Regions from separate parts of the Homo sapiens genome. Here region 1 is linked to region 2. Evidence: chromatin loops called from intact Hi-C (ENCODE). Cell type or tissue: PC-3. All regions are shown on one strand. Each heading gives the region's core, and the rest is flanking DNA. Links, peaks and the distances in the headings are about the cores only.

The links. Peaks named below come from ENCODE experiments on the same cell type or tissue, not always from the same donor. Only the 100,000 strongest peaks of a DNase experiment are listed, where the experiment ranks them.
Region 1: it touches region 2 in a loop (4-fold over the local background); 1 of 110 quality-filtered maps calls a loop at or near these places.

The regions. Positions count from the first base shown.
Region 1 is chr9:16,572,594-16,577,972 of GRCh38, forward strand. All of the region lies in intron 4 of BNC2 (basonuclin zinc finger protein 2), which reads right to left. Among named protein-coding and RNA genes, the nearest start is that of BNC2-AS1, 150 kb to the right of the region's middle. In PC-3, for the core only: a CTCF peak has its summit at 3,072 (motif pointing right); no DNase peak of the experiment used is centred there.
Region 2 is chr9:16,919,875-16,925,253 of GRCh38, forward strand. No RefSeq gene overlaps it. Among named protein-coding and RNA genes, the nearest start is that of BNC2, 52 kb to the left of the region's middle. RefSeq lists an enhancer at 1,794-2,401. In PC-3, for the core only: a CTCF peak has its summit at 2,314; a DNase peak (open chromatin) is centred at 2,197; H3K27ac peaks cover 765 bases.

The sequences.
Region 1 (5,379 bases), core at 166-5,165, 350 kb before region 2:
GTCTCAGCAAAGTGTATTGAGAAAATAAAGAAGGGAGCACTTAATTGCTCCGGGGGTGGGGAGTGGTGGTGCAGAGGGGAGTAAAGGGGTGGGAATCCCACTTTCTTGATGAACAAGGCACAGGAAAAACTGGCCAGGATCAATAGTGCAGCAAGCGTCAAAGTACGAAAAACTGGGAAAGAGTTTACAGTGGTGACTCAAGGGACAAGAGCCTGGATTTAGGGTGTTAGGATTATCACACCAATTCTAACTACTCTGCCACCAAACCACTTTAACCTAGGCTTTAGCTCTCCAAATATATTCTCTCATACCTAGAGCCTACGATTACCACGTCTAATGGAAATATAATTTATGGCCGGGCACGGAGGCTCACAGCTGTAATCTCAGTGCTTTGGGAGCCAGTGCGGGAAGATCATTTGCATCTAGGAGCTTGAGACCAGCCTGGGCAACAAGACGAAACCCTATCTCTACAAAAAATACAAAAATTAGCTGGGCGTGGTAGCGCACACCTGTGGTCCCAGCTACTCAGGAGGCTGAGGTGGGAGGATTGCTTGAACCCAGGAAGGGGAAGTTGCAATGAGATGACATTGCACCATTGCATCTGGGTGACAGAGCAAGACCCTGTCTCAAAAAAAAAAAAAAAACAGAAAAAGAAAAAGAAAGAAATATAATTCAAGCCAAGATACAGAATTTTAATTTTTCTAGTTTCAAGTAAAATAGTAAAAAAGTGATGTTTAAAAACGTATTTGACATGATAAATCAAAAATATATGGAAGAACAACTCTTAATGACTATTTTACATTCTTTTTTTAAATAAGATGACAGCTCCAAAATTTGGTGTACACTTTATACCTACATCACATCTCAATTTGGACTAGCCACATTTCAAGTGTTCAAAGCCATAACAGTGGCTTCCTTATTGGACAGCCAGGTGTAGAGTTGCCTTTACATTTCTTGGCGAGTAGAATCTAAGGCCCAAGACTGTCCTTTCAATTAGATGGGTTTGCATTTAAATTTGTAGCGTCACTTGACTGTACAGAAGGCAAAGAGGCCCATGAGGTCAAAGTGGGGATCTCCCTGGGTACCAGGGAGCAGCTGAACGAAGAGAGGAATCTCACTACTGGGCCTTTTAACAAATACTGGTTACAAGTCTATCCAGTTGTGGTAATACTTAAAGTAATACTTAAAGCACTTCTTATACAATTCTTTGGGTATATGCGAACTAATAACAAATTAATTCAAGAACCTTTTGAAGATATATAAACATCTACAAAGGCAAAACCTGGTAAGAAATGGGATGTATAAACAACATTTTAGGGCTCCCAGAATACAATTCAGAGTTATCTTTGAAATACTGTACTTATCCAGCAATTTCACACTTCAGTAAAGAGGGGAGAGGAGTTAGAAGTCACCATTTATGACATAATAGAGAAGGAAGAGTGGTTGAAAGGATCAACATGATATTGCTGAGGCATATGGGGTCCTTACGACCCAGCCGAATCTCCTAGTTTATCCTGAGTAAAAGGAGAGGAGTTGAGTGTGTTTCATTTATAAACCCTTCAATTTGTGTTCTGCTTAACCTGGTGAACTCCAGTTAATTAAGATGCTCCTATAAACAATTAAGCTTCCTGTAGGATCGTTAGCAAGATATAAAAATTTATGATGTAATAAAATGCAATAAAATGATAAAGTGGCGAGCCCATCGAAGCACTTCACATGCAAAAAGACAGGTGTGAAAATAGGTAAAAGTAGCCTTAATCCTACCTAAAATTCACCTACTTATAGCTTTTGGATTTTTAGCAGGTAAATATTACTATAATTTATTTTAACTGGCGCAATTCTCAAAATGACTTTTGGTGTAAAATATTCCTTACTGTGTTCAAATAAGGGCTCAAATGACATTTTAGGGGAAATGGAAGGTATGGAACTATACTGGATTTGCTTGGGAAAACAATTTCACCTACGGAACACTTGGTCCAACAGCCAAAAGAACTGGTGACCTGACCTCTGCAACTGCATACTGAAGAAAACCTTCCCTGGAAGGAGAAATAGTTTCATCCCAACACATTCCACATTCGTACCTTAAGGGAGACACTAGATATTATCATTAATATTGATGTTTAATATTATTTTATTGACTTAGCAATAACAATACTAGCTCCTAAAATTGTTGTGCCAGAATATTGGGCTAACCCTACTCTTTCATGTAATCCTCTCTCAAAATGAATCTGTGTTATTTAGATGCATTGCTATTATTATCCGAATTTCTCGATGAAATAACTGAGTCTTAGAGAAGGCATTACTAACAAAAGGCAGAGAAGGGATTTGACCACTGGCCTGGCCACACCCAACTTTTAATCACTCTACTTTGCTAAAACATGTCTATCATGTCCACAGTGTTGAAGTCTTACTTTTATAGGAAGTTAGTGATAACAGCAACTAACACTTATTAAGTGTATACTATGTATGAGGCATCTGGATTATCTCATTTAATCTTAGAAGAACACTATGAGCTAGGAGCTATCATCACTCACATTTCACAGATGACAGAACAGAGAGATTATACAACTTGGCAAGATTCTACCTACAGTAGGTGACAGAGCCGCGACGTGAATGTAAACAGTCTCATTCAAGAACAACATTCTTACCTATTTTGTATATTGCCTCCCATTCATTCACCCGAAGCGGGATACAGCTCTGTGTGTTTCATTCTCAACACCCTCCCACGAAACTCCTTACCAGCAGACCAGCAGTGACTACACTGGAGGCCAGGTCTTGCCAGCCTCACTTTATGTTCCATCTGAATAAAACATAGCTAGGAAAAAAAGAAAATCTGGGGAGCTAATAGGCAGACAGCCCAGGACTTTGAAGGGGAGGCACTGTTTGCGCTGGGTTTAAAGAAAATTTAAGGAGTGCAAAGCACCATCCAAAAAGTGTGCAGGCTGAGAAACAAATCAAAAGCTGCTCAGAGACACAATAAGAAAATACTTAGTGCCATTAATCAAGCACCAAACCTTTGCATTTATGAGGATGTCTTCCCTTTAGAGCTTATCAGCAGTGATCAGCAAGTAAAGGAGAGAGGCAGAAGAGGGCACTGTGCCCTCAGGTCAAGCCCAAAAAAGCCTCCTGTGCCAGGCAGGAAAATGGCCTTGCTTTTGCTCTCTAAAACGAAGAAAAAAGTCCAAGGACTTTGCTCATGGAGAGACCAGAATCCAGCTGCCTCACCAAAACTAGGAGGCAGCTAAAAGCTGTTTTCCCTGAGCAAAAGAGAATTTTGCAGCTAGGCAAAGCCGGGTTTCAGCATTTACAATCTGGAAAAACTAAGTCCACTAGAAAGACAAATTCTTTAAGCAGATACTGCACCAGCTTCCGCTTTTTCCAAACGAGTGCACCAAGGGAAGAAGACGATAGTGTTTCTATCCTTGTGTTTCTGAACAAAGCCCTAGAAACATTTCCCCTAAGGATCTGGTTCTTACTTTGCCACTGCTAAGCATGTACTTCCCTTCCCCTGAGGACTCAAATTAGTGCCTGTGCTACTGTTCACCAAACCCTAAACACCCCTCTGGAAAAAAATTTCTACGAAAGAAAATGTTGTTTTCGTTGGGATAGTCTCCAAGCCAGAGCTTGCTGGGAACATTATCTCCCTTTGTCAGACGAAACTTAGTTGTTTTTTAGTCTCCTCTCTTTATCTTGACACATTTACAAATTATCATATGGACACTGTTGTGGAGTCACTCAGAATGAGCATGATATCACAGAAATGTCATGCTTTATTCTTATGATAAAGGAATTTCTATGCGGAGTGGGAAGGAGAGAAGACTAGGGAAGAAAAGAGATTGGCAAGGAAAAGACTGGACTACTTTAGTTATGCTAGGTTTTGGACTCAAGTCAGGGAGAATATTAGAGAGTTACCAGTTGGGAACAAACCACTTTCACAGATATTTAGACAATTTATAAGAACATAGACTGGGACAAATAATAAAGACATGTGAACTTTCATAGGACAAAATGAAAAATTACTTGTTTTGATCTGCCTTGCTTGTAAGTCCTTACAAACTACCATGCCTCCAACGAACTTGAGGAATTTGTAAATAAAATACTGAGATCTCATGATTCTAAATGTAGGACTGATATAATCAACAGCTTTTTTTGTTGTTGTTGTTGAGATGGAGTCTCGCTCTGTCGCCATGCTGGAGTGCAATGGCACAATCTCGGCTCACTGCAACCTCCACCTCCTGGGTTTAAGCGATTCTCATGCTTCAGCCTCCCGAGTAGCTGGGATTACAGGTACGCACCACCACACCCAGCTAATTTTTGTATTTTTAGTAGAGACGGGGTTTCACCATGTTGGCCAGGATGGTCTCAATCTCCTGACCTCCTGATCCACCTGCCTCGGCCTCCCAAAGTGCTGGGATTACAGGCGTGAGCCACCGCGCCTGGCCCAAAACCTTTTTGATTATAGGATGCTTATGACCAATAGCCCTGATTTAGGATTTATGCAAATTGAGTCTGAATAGGATTTTCTTTTAGGTATGGGCTTGCCAGATTTAGCAAATAAACATAAAGGACTCTCACCTAAATTTGCATGGTAATATTTATATTTAAAATCATTTATTGTTTATTGATATTCAGATTCAATCAAAAATTCTATATTTTCTATTTGGGTGAAGGTCTCTATAAATACCCCTGGTCTGATAAGACATATCAAGTACAAGCTGAAAATTCAAATTCAACCATGCTGAGAAAAAAAAAAGAAAAATTATATCCAGTGAATACAAAAAAAAAGGTTTGAAATTAATGGGTTATATGCATATTAAGTCTTACAGTACATTAAACCATAAAGCTGGTTGGTATATGATACTAAATTAACTTTATACTTCTCATCATTTCCGTGGAAGAACTGAAGGCTACCTGGCACAATCCTTCATGTATGAGATAGGTTTAATAAATATCTACTGACTGATGATCTGGATGATGTAGACCAGGTCTGCTTACTTTACATTAAAAAAAAATCAGGAGTTTGGAGAAAATATAGGCAGGAAAAAAGCTGGCTTAATTAGTAAATAATTAAAGTAATAATGTAAAACTATCTTTTCCTCGAATGAAATGCATGCAGTAAAAGGAAATCACATTTACAGAACATAATAAAAGAAAGGTCTCAAAATTCCAGTGCAACAAGCATTCTTGCAGGCAGACCTCAGCCAAAGGAAATAACACTGGTATTAATTCAGATCTCTTGAAAGTGAATGAAGATTCTAGTATTCATGCAGCTTGTTGGAATGGTATATCCTTTCATTTAAAGTCAAAGAAAAAAAAAGAAAATAATTTGCACAGAGAAAGCTGCTGTGGGTGCGTTAAGCTATAAAATGTATTTTTTAT
Region 2 (5,379 bases), core at 87-5,086:
GGGGATGGAGTGCTTTTATTTGGCGCTTGATAATTGTATTAGTCCATTTCCATACTACTACGAAGAAAGATCTGAGACTGGGTAATTTATAAAGAAAAAAGTTTAATGGACTCACAGTTTCACATGGCTGGGGAGGCCTCACAATCGTGGCAGAAGGTGAAGGAGGAGCAAAGGTACGTCTTACATGGCAGCAGGGAAGGGAGTGGGTGCAGGGAACTGCCCTTTATAAAACCATCAGATCTCATGAGACTTACTCTCACGAGAACAGCGGGGAAAAACCCACCCCCATGATTCAATTGCCTCCCACTGGGTCCCTCCCACAACACATGGGAATTATGGGAGGTACAATTCAAGATGAGAGTTGGGTAAGGACACAGGCAAACCATATCAATAATAAAGGACATTATAAGGCTTTTTCTGAAATTTGGAATTTAAAACAACATCATTATATAAGCTCAGGGATTTTTTTGTTTTTGTTTTTTTTTGAGACGGAGTCTCGTTTTGTCCTCCAGGCTGGAGTGCAGTGGCACAATCTCGGCTCACTACAAGCTCTGCCTCCTGGGTTCACGCCATTCTCCTGCCTCAGCCTCCGGAGTAGCCGGGACTACAGGCACCCGCCCGCACACCCCGCTAATGTTTTGTATTTTTAGTAGAGACAGGGTTTCACCATGTTAGCCAGGATGTTCTCGATCTTCTGACCTCGTGACCCGCTGGCCTTGGCCTTCCAAAGTGCTGGAATTACAGGCGTGAGCCACCGCGCCCAGCCAGATCAGGGATGATTTTAGATAAGACTGATATGCAGGTGAATTTATCTTCAGTAAGTCCCTATGCATTTTGGGCATAGCCCTCTGTATCCACAGGCTGGATCCTTTTCTCGCTCTTGAATTAGACAACATTATGACACACGGACACCAGTTGGGGGAAGAGTGGAGTTTAATTCCCAAGCACCAAGGAATGCTTGGCTATAGAGTGCTCTTACCCATCTTTCATCAATAACCTTGCACAAGCAATTTTCCTGAAGACAGCACTATAACGAGTCTCCAAATATTTGATAGAATAAAATGGTGATGAGGAAGAAAGATCATAAAACTAGAGTCAGGATTCCAGATTCTGTAATTTACTAGCGCGTGCCCTCCTCAGAGAAGATGCATGAAAACATTTTAGGAATTGAAAGTACTGGCTGGGCACGGTGGCTCATGCCTGTAATCCCAGCACTTTGGGAGGCCGAGGTGGGCGGATCACGAGGTTAGGAGATTGAGACCATCCTGGCTAACATGGTGAAATCCCATCTCTACCAAAAATACAAAAAATTAACCGGGCGTGGTGGTGGGCACCTGTAGTCCCAGCTACTCGGGAGCCTGAGGCAGGAGAATGGTGTGAACCTGGGAGGTGGAGCTTGCAGCGAGCCGAGATCACACCACTGCACTCCAGCCTGGGCGACAGAGCAAGATTCCATCTCAAAAAAAAAAAAAAAGAAAGAAAGAGAGTACTACGTACGTGGGTTGTTATTTCTTATACACGGCCAGGGAACTTGATCTTTATTTTTGTATTTCAAATACAAATCACACTAAATCAAGAGGCTGGGCGTGGTGGCTAACACCTGTGATCCCAGCACTTTGGGAGGCTGAGGCAGACGGATCACCTGAGGTAAGGAGTTCGAGACCAGCCTGGCCAATGTGGCAAAACCCCGTCTCGACTAAAAATACAAAAATTAGCCGAGCGTGGTGGTGTGCGCCTCTGATCCCAGCTACTCGGGAGGCTGAGGCAGAAGAATTGCTTGAATCCAGGAGGCGGAGGTTGCAGTGAGCCAAGATAGCACCATTGCACACCATCCTGGACAAAAAAGAGCGAAACACCGTCTCAAAACAAACAAAAAAAAACAACCCTTAACCCCAACCCACATGCTGTTAGTTACTGAATGTCTATCACCTGCTAGGTGGTGTGCTAAGTTAACAACCATTTCACAAATGAGGATATTCTAGTACCAACATGTTAAATTCTTTATCCAGGCTCTCACAGAAGGACTAGATCGTTTTAGACAGGGCTTCCACTAGAAGAGAAGGACAGAAAGAAATAATATTAACAACAACAATAATTACAGCTGACTCAACGCCTTGCACTTTGTCAAACATTTTATGGCATTGTCTTGTTTGATCACCCATTAACCACCCTGTGAGATGGGTATTAGTCACCCAGTTTCACAGTTTAGGACACTGAGGTTCATGGTCTTTGAGGGAGGTCCCTAAGGTAATTCAGCAGGGATTAAAATCAATCCTTCCTGGAGACTTTGATTTTCACTATGTTCTACTGCCTCCCAGAGTAGAGCAGGAATAAAAACCACCATATTTCTCATTTCCCGATCAGTTAATTTATTGACATCAAATTTCTGAAAAAGTTCCTCCCCTAAAATGTAAGTAAGTTTAAAAATTTCCCAGAATGTAAGTACTGAAAAGAAAGCAATCTATATGGCTGTTCCCCTAGAGGTTTCTAAGGTGATTTAGGTTTATATTGCATTTTAATGGAATACAAAAGTTTCCATGAAAAGAAAATCACTACCTGAATTATTCCCTTCAAGCTAGTATTATATCCTCTAATACAAAAACAATGTAAAGTCATCATTCCTTTTTCTAATCCTTCTCTTACATTCTTTAGGATACTCTAGTCATCTTCATATAAAATGATCAAGGTGAAGAAATATAAAATGATCAAGGTGAAGAAAATAACCAAGGTGAGGAAAGAGAACCCTTTTGCTTTCTGGAATGTGGTTTGCCTTATTCTTTGAAAAGAATGTATAGAGGATTAAGTATACTTCCCCCTCTTAAACTGTGCTTGTTACTTCCTACCTCCCATCAAGTACGTAATTTGCAGATCCCAGTACAAAATGAAAACTAGGTCACCCTTGTTCAAAAATTATTAAGAATTCCAAGATAGCAACAGCAGGGCATAAATGGATGCACAGGACCCTTCTAACAGGGTCTGGCTTCCTAAGCCACTGCGCAGATCTCAAGCTCCTGAAACCAGTCCTGCCTCCCATTACCATGGTAGCTCCACAGATGCAACAGTAACAAACTTAGCTCGCTTTAGCCAAGGAATAAATATCTTTGATGAGCTACCAGTGGGGCCTCTTGGTGTTGTCCAGCTAAGGAGTGTGTGAAGATACTGCTATGAGGCTGGGCATGGTGGCTCACGCCTATAATCTCAGCACTTTGGGAGGCCAAGGTGGGTGGATCACGAGGTCAAGAGATCGAGACCATGGTGAAACCCCGTCTCTACTAAAAATACAAAAAAAATTAGCCTGGCATGGTGGTGGGCGCCTGTAGTCCCAGCTACTCGGGAGGCTGAGGCAGAAGAGCATGAACCCAAGAGGCGGAGCTTGCAGTGAGCTGAGATTGCACCACCACACTCCAGCCTGGGCAACAGAGTGAGACTCCGTCTCAAAAAAAAAAAAAGAAAAAGATACTGCTATGAGTCACTGAAGACATCCTGTCTCTTACTTAGGAGCTTACATCAGTATATAATTGCCACAAGTTATTTCCTTGTAAAAAGTCATTGAAATATTTTAAGTCAAGAATCATATAGAGTATTTTCAAATTCAAATACAATGTTAGAATAGTGGTATTGACTTTGTGTCCAGAATTAGCGGGTTCTTGGTCTCACTGACTTCAAGAATAAAGCTGTGGACCCTGGCGGTGAGTGTTACAGTTCTTAAACATGGTGTGTCCCGAGTTTGTTCCTTCAGATGTTCATAGATGTCCAGAGCTTCTTCCTTCTGGTGGGTTTGTGGTCTCACTGACTTCCGGGGTGAAGCGGCAGACATTCACGGTCAGTTTTACAGCTCTTAAAGGCAGCGCGTTTGGAGTTGTTCGTCCCTCCCAGTGAGTTCGTGGTCTTGCTGGCTTCAGGAGTGAAGCTGTAGACATTCGCAGTGAGTGTTATAGCTCATAAAGGCACACAGACTGAAAGACTGAGCATCAACAAGATTTACTGTGAAGAGTGAAAGAACAAAGCTTTTCCAGCATGGAAAGGCACCAGAACAGATTGCCACTGCTAGCTCCGGAAGCCTGCTTTTATTCCCTTATCTGACCCTACCCACATCCTGCTGATTGGTCCATCTTACAGAGAGTTGCTTGGCCCATTTTACAGAGAGCTGATTGGCCCATTTTACAGAGAGCTGATTGGTCCATTTTGACAGTGTGCTGACTGGTGCATTTATGAACCTTGAGCTAGACACAGAGTGCTGATTGGTGCATTTACACTCCTTTAGCTTGACACAAAAGTTCTCCAAGTCCCCACTAGATTAGCTAGACACAGAGCACTGATTGGTGCATTTACAAACCTTGAGGAAGACACAGGGTACTGATTGATGCGTTTACAAACCTTGAGCTAGGCACAAAGTGCTGATTGGTGCATTTACAAACCTTTAGCTAGACTTAAAAGTTCTCCAAGTCTGCACCCGACTCAGAAGCCTAGCAGGCTTCGCCTAGTGGATCCCGCACCGGGCTGTGGGCAGAGCTGCCCGCCAGTCCTGTGCTGCGCGTCTGCACTCCCCAGCCCTTGGGTGGTCGATGGGACCCAGGCGTGCTGAGTAGTGGGCGGCAGGGAGACTCCAGCCGCATGAGATCCCACAGTGGGGGTGCGGGGGGGTAGTGGGTGTTTGGGCATGGCAGGCTGCATGTCCCGAGCCCTGCCCTGTTGGGGAGGCGGCTGAGGCCCGGTGAGAATTCAAGCGTGGTGTGGGCGGGTCCCCAGTGCTGGGGGATCCAGCATACCCTCTGCAGCTGCTGGCCCAGGTGCTAAGCCCCTCACTGCCCAGAGCCAGCAGCGCCGGGCACAGGGCCTGTGGAGCCCGCACCCACCCAGAGCTCACGCTGGCCCGCGAGTACAGCGCGCAGCCCCGGTTCCCGCCTGTGCCTCTCCCTCCACACCTCCCCACAAACGGAGCCATCTCTGGCCTCAGCCAGCCCAGAGAGGGGCTCCCACAGTGCAGCAGCGGGCTGTAGGGCTCCTCAAGTGTGGCCACACGCCGAGGCTGAGGAGGCGCCAAGGCTGAGGAGGTGCTGAGAGCGAGCGAGGGCTGCTAGCACGTTGTCACCTCTCAACTTCTGATTTTTTTATTATGTGTGTGTGTGTGTGTGTGTATATATATATATGTGGGGTTTTTTGCCAAAGAGGGGGTATATTTAGCATATGATCTTGGTGGCTATCATTGCTTAGTGGGCTAAGAAAAGAAACTGTCACAGAAGAAGACCAAAGGACCTGGGCAGCACAGGGAGCAGAGTGCCTGTCCTGGGGGTGGTCCTTGCTTTTGTGCACACTCCATTCACCCACACACCAGAGAAGCAAGAGGAAGATGGGAGAGGTGCAAACACAGGGTATTAC